Linked DNA regions of Homo sapiens: region 2 is linked to region 1. Evidence: chromatin loops called from intact Hi-C (ENCODE). Cell type or tissue: prostate gland. All regions are shown on one strand. Each heading gives the region's core, and the rest is flanking DNA. Links, peaks and the distances in the headings are about the cores only.

Region 1 (10,439 bases), core at 2,216-7,215:
CTACCACCCAACATACATTCAAACCTCCAAATCCTGTCTCTGGAATAACCAATTTTCTCCAACCCTGACTTTCTACTTTTCAGTCAGCCTGGCTAAGATTCTTCTTCCTTTCTTTTTTTTTTCTTTTCTTTCTTTTTTTTTTTTTTTGAGACGGAGTTTTTCTCTTGTTGCCCAGGCTGGAGTGCAATGGTGGGATCTCGGCTCACTGCAACCTCTGCCTCCTGGCTTCAAGTGATTCTCCAACCTTGGGCTCCCCAGTACCTGGGATTACAGGCATGTGCCACCATGCCTGGCTAATTTGTGTTTTTAGTAGATATGGGGTTTCGCCATGTTGGTCAGCCTGGTCTCGAACTCCCAGCTCAGGTGATCTGCCCGCTTTGGCTTCCCAAATTGATGGGATTACAGGAGTGAGCCACTGCATCTGCCCGCTTCTTCCTTTCTTAAGGCAAGGGTCTGTCCTTTCCTTATTATACAAGTGGAAGCACAAAATATACAAATACAGATTTGCATATTTAAAGAATATATTTTTATTTTACCATGTAAATAACTTTGAAAATTGACAGTACATTCAGTATAAGGAATTTTAATACTGCCATTTTATACATAAGAGAGGCAATAAAGGAAAGACTATCACAGGAAATTTTACTACAGGAAAATAGTTACCCCAGACTTCAAGAAGCTGACATGAGGAACCACGACCAGGAAGGGAGCTGGAAAGAAATCTTACTCCTGCAACTTTGAGAATCCTTGAGTGGGATCTGTGGAAGTAGGAGGTGGCTGTAGCCACTAGCAGACAGACTGCAGAGGTGCGATGATCTGTTGCTGCCATCTTGCTTTTGGTCTAGGGTAAAAATGATAGCAACAGGAGACAGATAAATTTTTAGGCAGACAGAGATGGGTCCCTGGTGAAACCCAACCTTCAAGCCAAAGACAGTTTAAAGCCTGAAACCAAGGTACCAGTTCCAGATAGAGTCCATGACCAGAGTGAGAACTTGTATCCTCATCTTACCCTCTCTCTTGATTGGTTCCTCCTGGACGATTCCTTTTTATTTTTTTGAGACAGTTTCACTCTTGTTGCTCAGGCTAGAGTGCAATGGTGCGATCTCGGCTCACTGCAACCTCCACCTCCCAGGTTCAATCAATTCTCCTGCCTCAGCCTCCCAGGTAGCTGGGATTAGAGGCATGTGCCACCACGCCTGGCAATTTTGTATTTTTAGTAGAGATGGGGTTTCTCCATGTTGGTCAGGCTGGTCTCGAACTCCCAACCTCAGGTGATCCACCTGCCTTGGCCTCCCAAAGTACTGGGATTACAGGCATGAGCCACTGTGCCTGGCCTGGATGATGCCTTTTAACCAATCAAATGGTGCTTTTTCCAAGCCCACTCATGGACCAATCAGCATGCACTTTCCCATTCTAAGCCCATAAAAACCCCAGACTCAGCCTCAAAGACAGCAACCTGCTTTGAGGGTCCCCTCTTGCAGTTGAGAGTTTTCCTTCTGTTACTCAATAAAATTCTTCTCTGTCTTACTTTCTGGTGTCTGTGCACTTTATTACTCTTGGTCGAGAGACAAGAACCTGGAACTCACCAAGCTGCAAGTGGCAGAAATGAAACAGCTGTAGCACCCTGCTCACTGGACTATGAGAGAAAGAGAACTGTAACATGCTTCCAGTTGCCAAGCTACAGGGGTGAAGAGCTGCGACTTTTCTGGGGGCTCAGACCTCAGGACTCCCCTAGCAAGAGCTGTAACATCCCTTTGGGCTCCGCACTTGCTAGCATCTCTGAGTTTTCATGCACCACCACATTCCCCTCATCGAGACACTGCCGCTGTGAGTTCATCCCTCACCTTGGCCTCCTGCACCTGCAATAGAACCAGTCTTCCAACGTTTCACTCATCCCAGCCCCCTTATAAACAAAACAAAACCCCATAAAACAAAACCACCAAAATGAGCTCCAGGGCCCCTTCCCTTCTCTTAGAACCCGTTTGTCTTTGCAGGACTCTGGTCCCAAATGAACTGGGTTCCTCCTCACCCACACCTCCCCCATGTAATGAGCTCATCCCACTTCTTCCAGAATCTCTCCCAATCCAGAGCCATTTTTCCTTTGCAACCCCAACCCTGGGTCTGGAGAATTGGAGTCTTAGGCCTGGATTTTCTCTGCCTTTGCTTAGCTGTGGTAATTTATCTTGAAAGGTAATGAGAAATTTATATGAAAGTAACTTTTCATGCAAAAAATTAGCCAGGCATGGTGGCGGGCACCTGTAGTCCCAACTACTCGGGAGGCTGAGGCAGGAGAATGGCGTGAACCCGGGAGGCAGAGCTTGCAGTGAGCCGAGATTGCGCCACTGCACTCCAGCCTGGGCGACAGAGCAAGACTATGTCTCAAAAAAAAAAGAAAGTAACTTTTTCTTCTTCTTTTTTTTTTTTTTTTTTTTTTGAGACAGGGTCTTGCTCTGTCACCCAGGCTGGAGTGCAGTGGTGCAATCACAGGTCATTGCAGACTCCCTCCTCCCTCCTGGGCTCAAGTGATCCTCCCCACCCAGCCTCTCGAACGCTGGGACTACAAGGGTGTGCCACCATGACCAGCCAATTAAAAAAAATTTTTTTTTGTAGAGATGGGGTCTCATTATGTTGCCCAAGCTAGTATCAAACTCCTGGGTTCAAATTATCCCAGCCTCAGCCTCCCAACGTGCTGGGATTACAGGTGTGAGTTACGGCATCTGGCCTCTCCTTCTTTTCTTATGTCACTACTTCCTTAAAGTGTTTTTCTGGGAACACTTCCTGATAAAAACACTTTTAAGGCCGGGCGCGGTGGCTCACGCCTGTAATCCCAGCACTTTGGGAGGCCAAAAGGGGTGGATCACGAGGTCAGGAGTTCGAGACCAGCCTGGCCAACATGGTGAAACTCTGTCTCTACTAAAAATACAAGAAAATTATCTGGGCATGGTGGCGGGTGCCTGTAATCTCAGCTACTCAGGAGGCTGAGGCAGGAAAATCTCTTGACCCCAGGAGGCAGAGGTTGCAGTGAGCTGAGATGGCGCCATTGAACTCCAGCCTGGGCAATAAGAGCAAAACTCTGTCTCAAAAAATAAATAAATAAATACATAAAATTTAAAAATAAAATAAATAAATAAAAGCATAATTCGTTAAATTTGTATTGCTTACTAAATTACAAATATCTTACATAGATTTGTTCATTTATTCTTCAAATATGTATCGAGCGTTTATTCCATACTGGACACTGTTTTAGGCAATGTGAATACAGCAGTGAATGAGCTCAATGAGGAAGAGGTAAAAAACGATAAGCCAGGCGAGGTGGCTCACACCTGTAACCCCAGGTTACAGGGAGGCCGAGGTGTGTGGATCACTAGAGGTCAGGAGTTCAAGACCAGCCTGGCCAACATGGTGAAACCCTGTCTCTACTAAAAATAAAAAATTAGCCAGGCGTGGCAGCAAGTGTCTGTAATCCCAGCTACTCGGGAGGCTGAGGCAGGAGAATTGCTTGAACCCGGGAGGCAGAGGTTGCAGTGAGCAGAGATTGTACCACTGCACTCCAGCCTGGGCAGAGTGAGACTCTGTCTCAAAAAAAAAAAAAAAGATAAATCAATAAACAAGATAATTCAAGCTAGTGATAACTGCTAATAAAAATGAGAAAGAGGCCGGGCACAGTGGCTCATGCCTGTTATCCCTGCACTTTGGGAGGCCAAGGTGGGCGAATCACCTGAGGTCGGGAGTTTGAGACCAGCCTGACCAAAACGGAGAAAACCCGTCTTGACTAAAAATACAAAATTAGCTGGGCATGGTGGCACATGCCTATAATCCCAGCTACTCAGGAGGCTGAGGCAGGAGAATTGCTTGAACTGGGGAGGTGGAGGCTGGGGTGAGCCGAGATCCCGTCATTGTACTCCAGCCTGGGCAACAGAGTGAAACTCTGTCTCAAAAAAAAAAAAAAAAGAGAAAGAAAAAGAAATGTTCTCTGGGCGAGGTCACCCATGCCTGTAATCCCAGCACTTTGGGAGGCCAAGGCAGGCAGATCATGAGGTCAGGAGTTCGAGACCAGCCTGGCCAATACGGTGAAACCCCGTCTCTACTAAAAATACAAAAGCTAGCCAGGCATGGTGGCACATGCCTGTAGTTCTAGCTACTTGGGAGGCTGAAGCAGAAGAATTGCTTGAACCCAGGAGGCAGAGGTTGCAGTGAGCTGAGATCGTGCCACCGCACTCCAGCCGGGGTGATAGCGCAAGATTCTGTCTCAAAAAAAAAAAAAAAAAAGAAATGTTCAATAAGTATTTGAATATGTATTTGAATATCGAATGAACTAATGAATAAGTAAAGGAGCATTGCCAAAGCCTCTAGTCTGAGAGTGAAACAGTGGAGGAAGCCCTCCCTGGAAGGAATGAAGAGGTGGCAAAGGGAAGCCAGTGGTAGGAAGAGAGGAGATCGGTTCAGTTTGACAGCATGTTGAATTTGGTAGTGGCAGAAGTTTCCTGGAGAACTGACAAATATAAAAATGACCTTTTAGGTGCAAACACACATGCCTGTCTGGCACGATCAAGAATAAAAATACTTAAAGCAGAAAAGAACCCAGATGAGTAAGGAGTGGCTCTTCAAATACCAAGGGTGGTTAATTGGCCTGTTTCTCAACTGGGCAAATTGCCCCACTCACAAGAGGCACACACCGGGGTATTGCTCTGTCTCCAGCATGCGTTCTCATTCCTCAGAAGTGGACTTCTGCCTGCGTCTTGGCCTTGCTTTTGGAACAATGTCCTGGAGGGAGATGTTTTCAGGAGACATGTTGTGTGGAAGATGTAGCAATAATGGGTGGTGCTGGAATCACGACAGAGCTTGTCTCTCAGAGAATCTGCCAGAATTGGCTGGGAACCTTGACATGCTGGCACCTGCCCAGCCCTTCTTTGCATGAGGGACGTGGAACACTGTATTCTGGGTGGGTCCCTCACCCCTTCTCTTCTCATTCCCATCACAAACCTTAAAGTTGTGGGCACATTCCTAAACCGAGTTGCCAAACCTCAAAAGGAGATTGCTGAGTCCAGATTAGAGGCCGTGTTTCAGTCTCCACCCCACTCTACCCCATTCTCACTAAGTACTCATCCCAGTGCCAGCCCCACACAGATAACCAGTGCCTCATCTGGCAAAAGGTGGTCCATGCTGCTGTTGAAATCTCCCTGTACAATAGGTTCTCCCTCTGGCTAGGACATAGTGTAAAAAGTTAAAATTTTCAGATTAGTGCCAGTTAATTCAGTCCAAAGAAAATACTGTCTTTAGCCTTTTTTTTTTTTTTTTTTTTTGAGATGGAGTCTCACTCTGTCACCCAGGCTGGAGTCCAGTGGCGCCATCTAGGCTCACTGCAACCTCTGCCTTCCAGGTTCAAGCGATTCTCCTGCCTCAGCCTCCTGAGTAGCGGTGATTACAGGCACGTGCCACCACGCCTAGCTAATTTTTGTATTTTTAGTAGAGATGGGGTTTCGTCATGTTGGCCAGGCTGGTCTTGAACTCCTGCCTCGGCCTCCCAAAGGGCTGGGATTACAGGCATGAGCCACTGCGCCTGGCCTGTCTTTAGACTTCTGTAGCAAGAATAGCACTTACTACCAGAAACAGAAACTGGATCTTGTATATGAAAGCCATTTCTTTTTCTTTTTCTTTTCTTTTTTTTTTTTTTCCGAGACGGAGTTTTGCTCTTGTTGCCCAGGCTGGAGTGCAGTGGCGTGATCTCGGCTCACTGCAACCTCTACTTCCTGGGTTCAAGCAATTCTCCTGCCTCAGCCTCCCGAGTAGCTGGGATTACAGGCATTTGCCACCACGCCTGGCTAATTTTGTATTTTTAGTAGAGATGGGGTTTCTCCATGTTGGTCAGGCTGGTCTCAAACTCCTGACCTCAGGTGTTCCACCCGCCTCGGCCTCCCACAGTGCTAGGATTACAGGCATGAGCCACCGTGCCTGGCCTCATTTTTTTTAATTTAAAAATTGTTTTGGCCAGTCACGGTGGCTCACGCCTGTAATCACAGCACTTTGGGAGGCCGAGAGGTCAGGAGTTTGAGACCAGCCTGGCCAATATGGTGAAACCCGTCTCTACTAAAAGTACAAAAAGTAGATGGGCCTGTAGCCCCAGCTACTCGGGCAGCTGACACAGGAGAATTGCTTGAACCCGGGAGGCAGAGGTTGCAGTGAGCCAAGATCGCGCCACTGCACTCCAGACTGGGCACAGAGCAAGACTCCATCTCAAAAAAAAATTGTTTTTAAATTTTTTGTAAGCAAGGTCTCACTCTGTCACCCAGCTGGAGTACAGTAGCACTATCACAGCCCACTGTATCCTGGACTTCCTGGCACAGGCAATCTTCCCATCTCAGCCCCCTGAGTAGCTAGAACTAGAGGCTTGTTCCACCACACCCAGCTAATTTTTTCATTTTTTTGAAGAGATGGGGTCTTGCTATGTTACCCATGCTGGTCTCAAAATCCTGGCCTCAAGTGATGCTCCCGCCTCAGCCTCCCAAAGTGCTGAGATTACATGCATGAGCCACCACACCTTGCCTGAAACCCATTTTAAAACATATTGAGAATGCCTGACCATAAAAGTTGTCAAGATTGGCCTCCATCACTAAAATAAAAGTTGACAACTTTTGAGAAAAACACCAGGAAATTACTCCACCCAAGAAAACAAAGTTGTTTTTGAGTCACCTGTTTTAGCAGGCCTCAAGGGGTTGGTTCAGCAGAAAACACATTCACGTCACAAAACTCAACAGGCAAAAGCATGTGACTACCCAGCCAAACCATGTGTCTGTATGACTTTTGACTAAAAAGGTCTTATTCACATTTGTCAATATTGCAGAAAGTATCAGGTTCCAAACCCAGCCCAAACTCCACTCCATATGTCTTCTTCCTCCCTACAAAAGAGTTCCTTTCCCAACCTCCTCACTTCTTCCAGGACAGCCTTCATTCTGCCACTAGGCTAAGAATAGAGAATCAAGAATAAATATAAGCCATAACCCTGCTTTCAAAAAACAAAACTGCTGGAAATGTGGCTCATGCCTGTGATTTCAGCACTTTGGGAGGCTGAGGCAGGAGGGTTACTTGAGGCCAAAGTTCAAGACCAGCCTGGGCAACATAGCAAGACCCTGTATCTAGAAAAACTTAAAAAAGAGTGCTCACCTTGGCAGCACATATACAAAAATTAAAAAAAGAAATTATTTGGGCATAATGGCACATGCCTGTAGTCCCATCTACTTGGGAGGCTGAGGCGGGAGGATTGCTTGAGCTCAGGAGGCCGAGGCTGCAGTGAGCCATGATTGTGCCACTGCACTCCAGCCTGGGCAACCGAGTGAGACCCTGTGTCAAAAAAAAAAAAAAAAAGAAAAAGAAAAAAAGAAAAGAAAAGAAAAGAAAAAGGGCTGGGTGTGGTGGGTCACACTTGTAATCTCAGCACTTTGGGAGGCTGAGGTAGGAAAATTGCTTGAGGCCAAGAGTTTGAGACCAGCCTGGGCAATATAGCAAGACCCTGTCTCATTCTTTTTTAAGGTATAAAAATGTTAACAACAACAACAAAAAACCACAGTCTTGTTGAGAGAAAAAAGAAAGATCAACACTGGAAATGGTAAGTTAACTGAGAAGACAGTAATTTGTTTTAAATTGTCAGAAAGAGACTTAGCAAAATGGACTCTAGTGAACTTTTTTCCGATCTTCCATTACTGGAAAATCTAATGATCAGAATGTCCTAGATAATGCCCAAACTAACTTACCACTCTTCACAAATATGAAGATTTAGAAGGAATGAGCGAACACACCACAAATCATTTTGCAAGTAGGAACATGGCCCCAGCTTGTGTGTGAAACTGCTAGAGGTCAGCCACAAGTTCAGTCTCCAAATGGACCATCTGGCTTTGCTTATGTCTATGAATGCAGTTTACCTCCCACACCATCTAATATTCACCCTTCACCCTGAATGCAAGAAACATTTGTTATTGAGAGGGCACTAAGAAATCATGTCAAATCATATCAAATGATATCAAATCATATCAAATCAAATCATATCAAATGAAATAATGAGAAAATTAAGCCCACAGATTTATATGAAAAAGGACAATAGCATCAAAGGCAGAACTACTGAGGAGACTCCTCAGTGAGAGTGGTCCAGAAAAGAGCTCTGGGAAACAATATCCCAATGAACAGACAAAAATAAGCTTCAAGAAATAAATTTTATTAAACACTTTTTTTTTTTTAAGATGGAGTTTCGCTCTTGTTGCCCAGGCTGGAGTGCAATGGCGTGATCTTGGCTCACTGCAACCTCCACCTCCCAGGTTCAAGCTTCAGCCTCCCAATTAGCTGGGATTACAGGCATGCGCCACCACGCCCGGCCATATTAGCCACAGTCAATAGCCTATGCTCCTGGAATGGAGGGCAGGTGCTTGGTGCATGCAGAGTTCATGCTACCTGCACTGGATGTCCAGGGGCTCATGTAGACCTCTCTTTGTTTCTTTATCATGAACTTTAAATTTTTTTCTCTCCTTTCTTTTCCCCCTAGTGGAACAACTGACAATCTTCTTAGAACAACTAAAAAAGCTGAAAAAATACTGAAAACATCCCACTGAAGGCCTCAGTGAGTTAACTAACTACTGAAGAATTATTAGAACTTAGAAAAAACAGGAATCCAGAAGTTTAACTCAGCTCTTTGGGAGCTTTGTCAATTATTCAAGAGGTAGCCAAGAGGCTTTTTGCTCTTTTGACTACCTGTACGGCTAAAAGGACAAAAGTCAGAGTCCGGGGCCTCTAGAGGAAGGTATGCCTGGTAAACACCCTTAACTTTGAGTTTGCACTCTGAAGAGCTGCCCTGTAGCATTAAAGTAGACCAGGTCTCACGGATCTGAAGCCAGCTCCAAATCATCTCAAGCCCCAAAAACTGGTGATCCCCACTGTTAGTGCCCAAGGTGTCTGGTGAGACTTTCTGACTCTCTAGCCTAGTCTAGAGAAAGATGACACTATTTTATGATTCAAACAATGCCTCCAAACAGGTTTTGAAATACAATATCTAACACAAAGTGACCAAGCACACAAAGAAATAGGGCCGGCGCAGTGGCTCACACCTGTGATCCCAGCACTTTGGGAGGCCGAGGCGGGTGGATTACTTGAGGTCAGAAGTTCAAGACCAGCCTGGCTAACATGGAGAAACCTGGTCTCTACTAAAAATACAAAAATTAACCGGGCATGGTGGTGCACACCTGTAGTCCCAGCTACTTGGGAGGCTGAGGCACAAGAATGGCTTGAACCAAGTAGGCAGAGGTTGCAGTGAGCCAAGATTGCGCCTCTGGGGAACTCCAGCCTGAGTGACAGAGTGAAACTGTGTCTCAAAAAAAAAAAAAGTGACCATGCACACAAAGAAATAGGCAAGAAAGAACACTTCAGCATCACCAACAATAACAACAACAATTATCGGGCCGGGCACGATGGCTCAGGCCTGTAATCTCAGCACTTTGGGAGGCTGAGGCGGGCAGATCACGAGGTCAGAAGTTCGAGACCAGCCTGGCCAACATGGTGAAACCCCGTCTCTACTAAAAATACAAAAATTAGCCAGTCATGGTGGCACTACATGGTGCCTGTAGTCCCAACTACTCTGGAGGCTGAGGCAGAAGAATCGCTTGAACCCGCGAGGCAGACGTGCAGTGAGCCGAGAATGCACCAGCTTTGGCAACACAGCAAGACTCCGTCTCAAAAACAAACAAACAAACAAAGAAACAAACAAAAATTATCAAACACTTTTACATAACTACACCTAATACATTTAAAGAGATCAGAGACACAATTTAGAATTTCAGAGAACTTGAACCTGTAAGAGGATATAACAGATTAAACTTCCTTTTTTATTTATTTTTAATTTTTTTATTCTTTTCTTTGCAACAAAAGCCACATTCAGTAGACTAAACTTTCAATAACTGAAAAATATAAAAATCAAAATTAAAAACCAAAGGGATGGGTTTAACAGCAGATTAGACACAAATGAAGAGAGATTTTTGTGAACTAGAACATAGGTTTAAAAAATCCAATAATTGGCTGGGTGTGGTGGCTCACACCTGTAATCCCAGAACTTTGGGAGGCCGAGGCGGGCAGATTGCAAGGTCAGGAGATCAAGACCATCCTGGCTAACACGGTGAAACCCCGTTTCTACTAAAAAATACAAAAAATTAGCCGGGCATGGTGGCAGGCGCCTATAGTCCCAGCTACTCGGGAGGTTGAGGCAAGAGAATGGCGTGAACCCGGGAGGTGGAGCTTGCAGTGAGCAGAGATTGCGCCACTGCACTCCAGCCTAGGCAATGGAACGAGACTCCATCTAAAAAAAAAAAAAAAAAAAAAAAAACCCAAGAAGTGGCCAGGTGTGGTGGCTCACACCTGTAATCCCAGCACTCTGGGAGGCCAAGGCAGGTAGATCACTTGAGGCC
Region 2 (10,439 bases), core at 3,415-8,414, 180 kb after region 1:
AAAAAAGATTAGTATTCATTCAAGTAAACTTGTAAAACTTAAATCAAGTTTGAAAAACTGTTTCAAATGTCTTCTTCATTAAGGATTCCCTTTAAATGTGTATAACCATATTCACTGCAGCATTATTTGTAACAGCAAAAGCTGAAAACATTATAAACAGCTCAATAAAAAGCAATGTTAGATAAATTAGATCATATCCACAAAATGCAACTCTAGGCACCCATGAGAAAGAGTGAAACAAAGGTTTGTGCTGATATGGGAACAAAGTAAGGTACAGAGCAGTTTACAGACTACAAAATTACTGGTAAAGGACAGATGCGGTGGCTCACGCCTATGATCTCAGCACTGTGGGAGGCTGAGGCGGGCAGATCACTTGAGCTCAGGAGTTTGAGACCGGCCTGACCAACATGGTGACACCCCATCTCTACCAAAAATACAAAAATTAGCCGGGTGTGGTGGCACATGCCTGTAATCTCAGCTACTCAGGAGGCTGAGGCATGAGAGTCGCTTGCACCTGGGAGGCGGAGGTTGCAGTGAGCTGAGTTCCTTCCATTGCACTCCAGCCTGGGCAACACAGCAAGACTGTCTCAGAACAACGGCAACAATGACAACACACCAAAACAAAACAAAAAGCTATACCACATGAAAAGAAGTTCATTAGAGAAATGCAAATAAAAATCACAATGAGATAGCACTACACATCTTACTTCCCTATTAGAATGAGTAAAGTAAAAAGTGCCTATAACAGGCCAGGTGCTGGGATGCCTGTAATCCCAGCACTTTGGGAGGCCGGGGTCGGTGGATCACGAGGTCAAGAGACTATCCTGGCCAACATGGTGAAACCCCGTCTCTACTAAAAATACAAAAATTAGCTGGACGTGGTGGTACACATCTGTAGTCCTAGCTACTCGGGAGGCTGAGGCAGGAGAACTGCTTGAACCCAGGAGGCGGAGGTTGCAGTGAGCCGAGGTCATGCCATTGCACTCCAGCCTGGCAAAAAAATAAAATAAAATAAAATAAAAAATAAAATAAAAACCTACAACACACACAAATATCAAAACAAGTATGTGATGAAAAAATAAATTTTTTTAAAAAAGAAAATAAGAAATATTGTGGTAAAGAAACTGGATCACTCATACATCACTGGTGGGAATGTAAAATGGTATAGTCACTCTGTTAAAAGAGTTTGGCAGTTTCTTTTCTTCTGTTTTTTTTTTTTTTTGAGACGGAGTCTCGCTCTGTCGCCCAGGCTGGGGGGCAGTGGCACGATTTCGGCTCACCACAACCTCTGCCTCCTGGGTTCAAACGATTCTCCTGCCTCAGCCTCCAGAGTAGCTGGGACTACAGGTGCACGCCACCATGCCTGGCTAATTTTTTGTATTTTTAGTATAGACAGGGTTTCACTATGTTGGCCAGGCTGGTCTTGAACTCCTGACCTCGTGATCCGCTCGCCTCGGCCGCCCTAAGTGCTGGGATTACAGACGTGAGCCACCACGCCTGGCCTTGGCAGTTTCTTAAAATATTAGACATGTAACTCCCCTACTATGCAGCACTGTTGGACGTTCATCCTGAGAGACAAAGATTTATGTGCACATAAATACCTGTGAATATTTCTAGCAGCTTTATTTGTAACAGCCCCAAACTGGAATGGAATAAAGCTAGATGTCCTACAAAAGGTGAATGATTAAACTGAGGTACAATCATACCATGGAATAATACTCACCAATAAAAAGGAACAACAATTGATTTACTCAGCAAACTTAAATGAATTTTCCAAGAATTATACTGAATGAAAAAAATCAATCCCAAAAGGTTACATGCTGTATGATTCCATTTATATAACATTTTTGAAAGACAAAATTATAGAAATTAAAAAGAGATTAGTCGTAACCAAGGGTTAAATAAGGGGCAGGAGCAGGAGTGGAAGTGGGTATGGCTATAAGAGGGCAATATGAGGGATCTTTCGTAGTAATAAAAATGTTCTGGGTTAGGCACGGTGGCTCACAACTATAATCCCAGTGCTTTGGGAGGCCAAGGTGGGAGGATTGCTTGAGGCCAGAAGTTTGAGATCAGCTTGGGCAGGACATCAAGACCCCACACCTACACAAATTTTTTTTTTTTTTTTTTTTAAGACGGAGTCTCGCTCTGTCGTCCAGGCTGGAGTGCAGTGGTGCGATCTCGGCTTATTGCAAGCTCCGTCTCCCAGGTTCACGCCATTCTCCTGGCTCAGCCTCCCGCGTAGCTGGGACTACAGGCGCCCGCCACCACGCCCGGCTAATTTTTTGTATTTTTAATAGAGACAGGGTTTCACCGTGTTAGCTAGGATGGTCTCGATCTCCTGACCTTGTGATCCACCCGCCTCGGCCTCCCAAAGTGCTGGGATTGCAGGCATGAGCCACCGCGCCCAGCCACAAAATTTTAAAAAAATTTTAAGAAATTGAATGTAATGAAAATATTGTAAAACAAAAAAAGTTCTGTATCTTTACTGTATCAATGTCAATATCTTGACTGTGATATTGTACTAAAGTTCTTTTTTTGTTTTGAGACAGAGTCTGTTGTCTAGGCAATAGCACGATCTTGGCTCACTGCAACCTCCCTCCGCCTCCCCGGTTGAAGCGATTCCCCTGCTTCAGCCTCTCGAATAGCTGGGACTACAGGCACACGCCACCACACTCAGCTAATTTTTGTATTTTTAGTAGAGATGGGGTTTCACCATATTGGTCAGGCTAGTCTTGAACTCCTGACCTCGTGATCCGCCCACCTCGGCCTCCCAAAGGGCTGGGATTACAGGCATGAGCCACCGCACCCAGCATGTACTAAAGTTCTGTAAGAAGTTGCCTTTGAGAAAACTGGGTAGAGGGTAGATGAGGTCTCTGTATTATTTTTTATTTTTAGAGACAGAGCCTCGATCTGTCATCCTTGCTGGAGTTTGATGGTACAATCACAGCTTACTGCAGCCATGACCTCCAGGGCTTAAAGTGATCCTCCCACCTCAGCCTGCCAGCTACCTGGAACCACAGGCATGCAACATCACGCCCAGATAATTTTTTTTCTTTTTTTCTTTCGAGACGGAGTTTCACTCTTGTTGCCCAGGCTGGAGTGCAACGGCGCGGTCTTGGCTTACTGCAACTTCTGCCTCCTGGGCTCAAGTGATTCTCCAGCCTCAGCCTCCCAAGTAGCTGGAATTACAGGCACCCGCCACCACACCTGGCCAACTTTTGTATTTTTAGGAGAGATGGGGTTTCACCATGTTGGCTAGGCTGATCTCGAACTCCTGACCTCAGCTGATCTGCCTGCCTCTGCAGCCCACCAATGTGCTGGGATCACAGGCATGAGCCACTGCACCTGGCCTAATTTTTTGATTTTTTTAGAGACAGGGTCTCACCATGTTGCCCAGGTATCTGTATTACTTTTTAGACTATTATGTGAATCTACAATCGTCTCTAAATGAAGTTTAATTTTGAAAAAAAAGACACTATGGAGTGAAATAAACAAATAAAACATAACTGTTTGTGGAAGGAAGTCACAGCAGGCTTAAAGGGAACTGTGTAGAAAAGGACCTTTATCTAAAAATCAGTGACCAGCATAAGAAGTTAAAAAAAGAGCAAAATAAACCAGAGTTAGTAGAAGAATAAAATAAAGAGCAGAAACGAAATAGAAAACAGAAAATGAAGTAGAAGTCTATTCTCTGAAAACATCAATCCAATATGTAAATTGCTAGCAGGATTGCTTAGGGAAGAAAGGAGAGAAAGCAAGAGATCCCACAAATATCACAAATGAAAACTGGCCGGGCGCAGTGGCTCATGCCTGTAATCCCAAAACTTTGGGAGGCTGAGGCGGGTGGATCACCTGAGGTCAGGAGTTCGAGACCAGCCTGGCTAACATGGTAAAACCCCGTCTCTACTAAAAACACAAAAATTTAGCCAGGCGTGCTAGCAGGCACCTGTAATCCCAGCTTCTTAGGAAGCTGAGGCAGGAGAATCGCCTGAAACTGGTAGGCAGAGGTTGCAGTGAGCCGAGATCATACCACTGCACTCCACCCTGGGACAGAGAGTAAAACTCCAACTCAAAAAAAAAAAAAAGAAAGAAAATAGAGGTATAACTGCAGATTCTACAGACATTAAAAAGGTAAAAAAAATATTATGAACAATGTTATGCCAATAAATTTGACAACTTAGAAAATTCCTTGAAAAATAAAACTTAACCAAACTGAGATAAGATGAAATACAGGCCGGATGCTGTGGCTCACGCCTGTAAACCCAGCACTTTGGGAGGCCGAGGTGGGTGGATCACGACGTCAGGAGATCGAGACCATCCTGGCTAACACGGTGAAACCCTGTCTCTACTAAAAATACAAAAAATTAGCCCTGTGTGGTGGCAGGCGCCTGTAGTCCCAGCTACTCGGGAGGTTGAGGCAGGAGAATGGTGTGAACCCAGGAGGCGGAGCTTGCAGTGAGCCGAGATCGCGCCACTGCACTCCAGCCTGGGAGACAGAGCGAGAATCCATCTCAAAAAAAAAAAAAAAGAAATATAAAATCTGAAAAAAGTGTTGTTGAACAAGTTGAATTCATTATCAAAAATCTTCCTGCAAAGAAAATCCTAGGCTAGATGGTTTCACTGGTGCATTCTATCAAATACTTAAGGAAGAAGTAATACCTGTCCTTTTTATTAGTTCAGGGCTACATGTGCAGGTTTGTTATATGGTAAACTTGTGTCATGGGGGTTTGTTGTACAGATTATTTTGTCACCCAGGTACTAAGCCTAGTACCCAATAGTTATTTTTTCTGATCCTCTACCACCCTCCACCCTCCAGGAGGCCTTAGCGCCCGTTGTTCCCCTCTTTGTGTCCATGAGTAATACCTATCTTACACAGACTCTTGCAGAAAACAGAGGAAGATGAAGCACTTCTCAACTCATTTATATGGTCAGCATAATCCTGAAACCAAATCTGACAAAATCATTTCTAGGAAAGAAAAGTATGGACCAATCTTCCTCACGGATATAGAAGCACTTATTCCCAACAAAGTATTAACAAATCAAATCTAAAAATTTATACAAAAGAAAATACATTCTGACCAAGTAGGGTTTATCACAAGATTGAAAGATTGGTTTAACATTTGATCAGTGTAATTCATCATATTAACAGTATCAACAAGATAAAAAAGAATGTGTTCTTTTTTTTTTTGAGACAGAGTTGCTCAGGCTAGAGTGCAGTGGCACACTCACTGCAACCTCCGCCTCCCGGGTTCAAGCAATTCTCCTGCCTCAGCCTCCCAAGTAACTGGGATTACAGGCGCCTGCCACCACGCCCGGTTAATTTTTGTATTTTTAGTACAGACAGGGTTTCACTATCTTGGCCAGGCTGGTCTCGAACTCCTGACCTAGTGATCCACCAGCCTCGGCCTCCCAAAGTGCTGGGATTAGAGGTATGAGCCACTGTGCCCAGCCATGAATATGTTCATTTCAATAGATGCAATGCTAATTTTGTTTAGATACTCACTTTAAGTTTTCTAATTCCTGTTTTCTCAATGGAGAAGAAGGTGGAGCTGGAATGAATTTATCTCCATCATGGCTTTTACTGCTAAAATAGAGGTAAGAGTCTTAATTATGAAGAGCAACAAATAAATAATTAAACGTAAAATTTTGTTTCCCTGTCCTTACTCCCAACTTTTTTTTTGAGACAGAGTTTTGCTCGTCGCTCAGGATGGAGTGCAATTGCACGATCTCAACTCACTGCAACCTCTGCCTCCCAGGTTTGAGTGATTCTCCCGCCTCAGCCTCCCAAGTAGCTGGGATTACAGGCGCACACCACCACGCCCAGCTAATTTTTTGTATTTTTAGTAGAAACGGGGTTTCACCATGTTAGCAAGGCTGGTCTCGAACTCCCGACCTCAGGTGATCCACCTGCCTTGGCCTCCCAAAGTGCTAGGATTTACAGAGGTGTCTCACCTCGCCCGGCCTCCCATGTAACTTTTTACAACAAAAGTGTAAAAGAGTTAAACAATGGAAATACTTAGTAATTTGGTAACACTAACATGTTAAAGCTATATTGTATATTAGTTTCTTCCCCCACTGCCCCCACCCCTCCAATACTGCTTTAAAAAATCTCTAACTGAAAACAGTATCTTTACTACAAAAGGGAAATAACTGAATATTTTCGCGCATTTCTCATTATTCTAATTACCCTGACCCCTCAACCCCTGCCTTTTCTTGAGACTGGGTTTTTGAGACTGTTGCCCAGGCTGGAGTGCAGTGTGGCATGATCATAGCTCACTGCAGCTTCAAACTCCTGGGCTCAGGCGATCCTCCTACACCAGCCTCCCAAGTAGCTGGTACTAATGGTGCCTGGCACCACACTCAACTAATTTTTTTATTTCTTGTAGAGATGGGGTCTCATTATGTTGGACAGGCTAGCTTCGAACTCCTAGCTTCAAGCAATCCTTCAGCCTTGGTCTCCCTTAGCACTGGGATTACAGGTGTGAGCCACCATGCCTGGCCCAAATTTTCTATAGTAAATATGTATTGATTGCTATTATAATCAAGAAAAAATGCTGGGATGGGAGATGTAAGTTTAACGATGCCATGTATAAAAAGCAGAATTTCCAGCTGGGTGTAGTGGCTCATGCCTGCAATCTCAGCACTCTGGGAGGCCGAGGAGGGAGGATCACTTGAGGTAAGGAGTTCAAGACCATCCTGGACAACATGGCAAAACCCTATCTCTACTAAAAATACAAAAATTAGCCGGGCATAGTGGCGCTGGGCCTATAATCCCAGCTATTTAGGGGGTTGAGGCAGGAGAATCGCTTGAGCCTGTGAGGTGGAGGTTGCAGTGAGTTGAGATCGTGCCACTGCTTTCCAGCCTGGGTGACAGAGGGAGACTCTGTCTCAAAAACAAACAAACAAACAAAAAACAAAACAAAAAGAAAACAAAAGAAAAGAAAGAAAGAAAAAAGCTGAATTCCCTATATATAATGGTATGTGTTTTGTCCTTACCAAAAGTTCTCCCAATTTCTATAGTCACATAATTTTTATTTACTTATTTTTAATTTTTTTGAAGAGATGGGGTCTTGCTATGCTGCCCAGACTAGACTTGAACTCTTGGCCTCCTCCAGCACCCTGCCTAGATTTGCATAATTTTGAATTTATACTAGAAAACCAGAAATATACAAAAATATTCTGGAGGTTAGTGATTATAGTATATTAAGAGGATAGACAGAGGATAATAAGAAATAAGCAGCTTTAGGAGTCAAGTGTTTATTTTAATAAATTTTCTGTTTTTTTGAGATGGAGTCTCATTCTGTCACCAGGCTGGATGGAGTGCAGTGGCATGATCGTGGCTCACTGCAACCTCTGCCTCCCGGGTTCAAGTAATTCTCTTGCCTCAGCTTTCCCAGTAGTGGGGATTATAGGTGCCCACCACCACGCCCAGCTAATTTTTGTATTTTTAGTAGAGACGGGGTTTCACCATGTTGGCCAGCTGGTCTTGAACTCCTAACCTCAAGTGATCTACCCATCTTGGCCTCCCAAAGTGCTGGGATTACAGGCGTGAGCCCCCACACCTGGCCAAATTTTTTTTAAAGCTGTCTGACAACAGGACTTCTTACAAATATCCCTCTTGTCAATGAAAAGCTGCTACTTTCTTTTTTGAGATGAAGTCTCACTCTGTCGCCAAAGCTGGAGTGCAGTGGCACAATCTCGGCTCGCTGCAACCTCTGCCTCCTGGGTTCAAGCAATTTTCTTGCCTCAGCCTTTTACAGGCAGGCATGAGCCACTGCGTCCGGCCAAAGCTGCTACTTTCTACTTTTCTTTTTCAAGGATCTCTCCTAACTTAGCCTTCACCTTATTTCTCTCTTCCAGAAAGACTCAGAAACATAAATACTTTCCTTTCTTGTTACGCAAAACAGAATTTCAGAAATTCAGGTTGAAGATTTTAGGAATTTACTTAAAGAACAAAGGGTTTACTAAAGAAGTCCTGAAAGGATTTTGCCAAAGGAGGTCACAAGGATTAGAATACCTGCAAGTTTCACTGCTTTCGCTGCTCTCTGTGTTCCCACCTAATTGATTACTATTTTTAGCCCCATTTTCCTGCTTTGGATCTTGCTGTTCTTCAGGTAGCAGCAACAAGGCATTTCTGAGACATATGGCTGCAAACTCCATACTGGCTACAGGAATGGCCGAAGACTGCCCATCACTTAAAAGAACAAAACCAAATTAGCTAAGTGGATAAAATATTTTAAAATAAGGCTCTTTTATTATGAGGAATAAAACCAATTGATTATAAATGAAAGCTATGCCTTTTGATAGGTAGAAATTTTAATATAAGCAGTTATAAAAGCATGCTAAAGAACCCAAATCCTAAGTATAGGTTGTAAATAGTATAAATAATGGATTGCAAGTATATAAATTACATACACTGTGTCTCTAGGAATGAGACCAAGGAGAAGAGATAATTTGATGTATATCACAATGTTAATGTTAACATACTAGAGAAACTGCAGACAAGGGCAACTGTAATGAGGGCAAGGAGAGGTATACTAAGAATGGGACGAAAGGGAAGAAAACAGATTTTCACGTTTGAGCCTTACTTTGGTTGATCCTTGCTTTCAAAAATGCCTCTATACACTTTGAAACACCAACATTACTTTTTGTCTTATAATTTCATTGACATTTTATACAACTTTCTGTTGGTTTGATATACCCAAAGAGAATCTTTACTAGAGAAAAATAAAATTTTGAAAAGTAGTAACAACTTTGAAATTGCTTTAAAACTTTGAAATGCTTTATCATAATAGTTTTAAAAAATATTCTTGCATTATAGTTTAACTAAATTAAGACTAAATTATTGTGTATCAGATATTTTTTAAACTGTGGAAAAACTTTTAAATGGTAGAGAACAATTTTCTTCTTTGACAAAAACAAATTAAGGCAGCTAATTATTTGCAAAGTTTGCCACTTTACAAATAATGGCAATTCCAAATTGTCAAATGAAGATTATACATGTGACAGCTTCTATACTGCTTTGGTTGCTTTATGTTTTAATACACCTTTTTTCTCTGAATAGTAAGAATTCCCTTTCATGTATTTTCAGTCCTAGGGACTATAAGAAAATACCCAAATGAAAAGTATCAATGATAACCAAAAGTACATAAAAAGGAAATACCAAGATGCCCTCTTCTGGACATTCTTAATAATGGCACTGAACAGACTAGGGTTTCCTAGGCCATCAATAATTGCAGCACCCATGGATGTAATAAACCAAAATCATGTTAGATAACATTCACTATGGACCTATACATGAGGGTCTGTTTGTTGAAATAGCAATAAAATCTAGTTACAAAGTGGTTCCTCCTATGCAATGATAAATCCTAATCATACTTTTATATATAAGTAACATTATGTAAACTAGTATTAAATATATATACACTTTTTCTTTGCAAAATACTTACTTATAAACAGTATTCTGTATAGACTGTGATGCCAAAACTATTTTACGATGATAGCCTTGACCAACAATAGACTGTACAATTCCTTTTTTGCTGGGAAGGCCTTTAGTTTCTTGTTCAGAAGTCTACAAAATACAAATAATTTCCAATAAATTTAAGGGAATTGTAAGATGTGGTATAAAAAATGAGGGAATATCTCTCACAATTACTCTAAATTTAAGAAAGTTCTTAAAGTCAATGAGGACTTTTTTTGGTGATAATGGAAACATGTTTGGTATTAGTGGAAAAAGTATATAAGGCTGAAAATCTGGGATATGTGCTACATTTTGTTTACATGAGATTGGAGAAAATTCTACGAACAAAATCCAATTCAATTATGTCCCAATAATTTATTTAGAATCATTTACTTAGAATATTCTAGACCTCCAGTACCATGCTACATGTTACAGGTACTTTGACATCAGAGTAAGGAAAATAAGAGAGCCCAAAATAGTGTAAAAGAAAAAGGAAGTCGCTCCACTTCCTAAACACAGATCATTTCCTTCTTAATTCAAAGTATTAATTACATTGTCAACAATATATAAACTTTAATAAGCTGTACGTGGTAAAAATTTACATGGACACAATACTTGCCTTCTAGGAAATTAAAATCCCCAAACCAAATGAATAAACATTAAACTGAAAATAATAAAAGCTACTTACACATACATAGTACTTTAGGATATTTGATTAAGATGTATTATCTCACTACAGAGCTCACAGTGATAATTTGATTAATGATCCCCCTTCATTCTAAGTCTCTAATTTGGTTGGGTGCAGTGGTTCATGCCCGTAATCCCAGCCCTTTGGGAAGCTAAGGCAGGAGGATCACTTGAAACCAGGAGTGTGAGACCAGCCTGGGCAACATAGTGAGACCCCCCTGTATCTACCTTTTTTTTTTTCCTTTCTTTTTTTTCTTTTTTAAGACAAGGTCTGGCTCTGTTGCCCAGGATGGAG

What was found. Hi-C counts contacts between places; a loop is a spot of excess contacts. Peaks named below come from ENCODE experiments on the same cell type or tissue, not always from the same donor. Only the 100,000 strongest peaks of a DNase experiment are listed, where the experiment ranks them.
Region 2: a loop joins it to region 1, with 5 times the contacts of the local background. A loop is called at or near these places in 13 of 110 quality-filtered maps.

Annotation. Positions count from the first base shown.
Region 1 is chr3:32,908,555-32,918,993 of GRCh38, reverse strand. No RefSeq gene overlaps it. Among named protein-coding and RNA genes, the nearest start is that of CCR4, 38 kb to the left of the region's middle. In prostate gland, for the core only: no CTCF peak of the experiment used is centred there; a DNase peak (open chromatin) is centred at 4,793.
Region 2 is chr3:32,732,552-32,742,990 of GRCh38, reverse strand. It overlaps CNOT10 (CCR4-NOT transcription complex subunit 10), which reads right to left. Exons shown (of 19, transcript NM_015442.3): 11 at 9,447-9,568; 12 at 8,015-8,191; 13 at 5,501-5,581. CNOT10-AS1 (CNOT10 antisense RNA 1) reads left to right here and starts at 5,534. Exons shown (of 2, transcript NR_046718.1): 1 at 5,534-5,592. In prostate gland, for the core only: no CTCF peak of the experiment used is centred there; no DNase peak of the experiment used is centred there.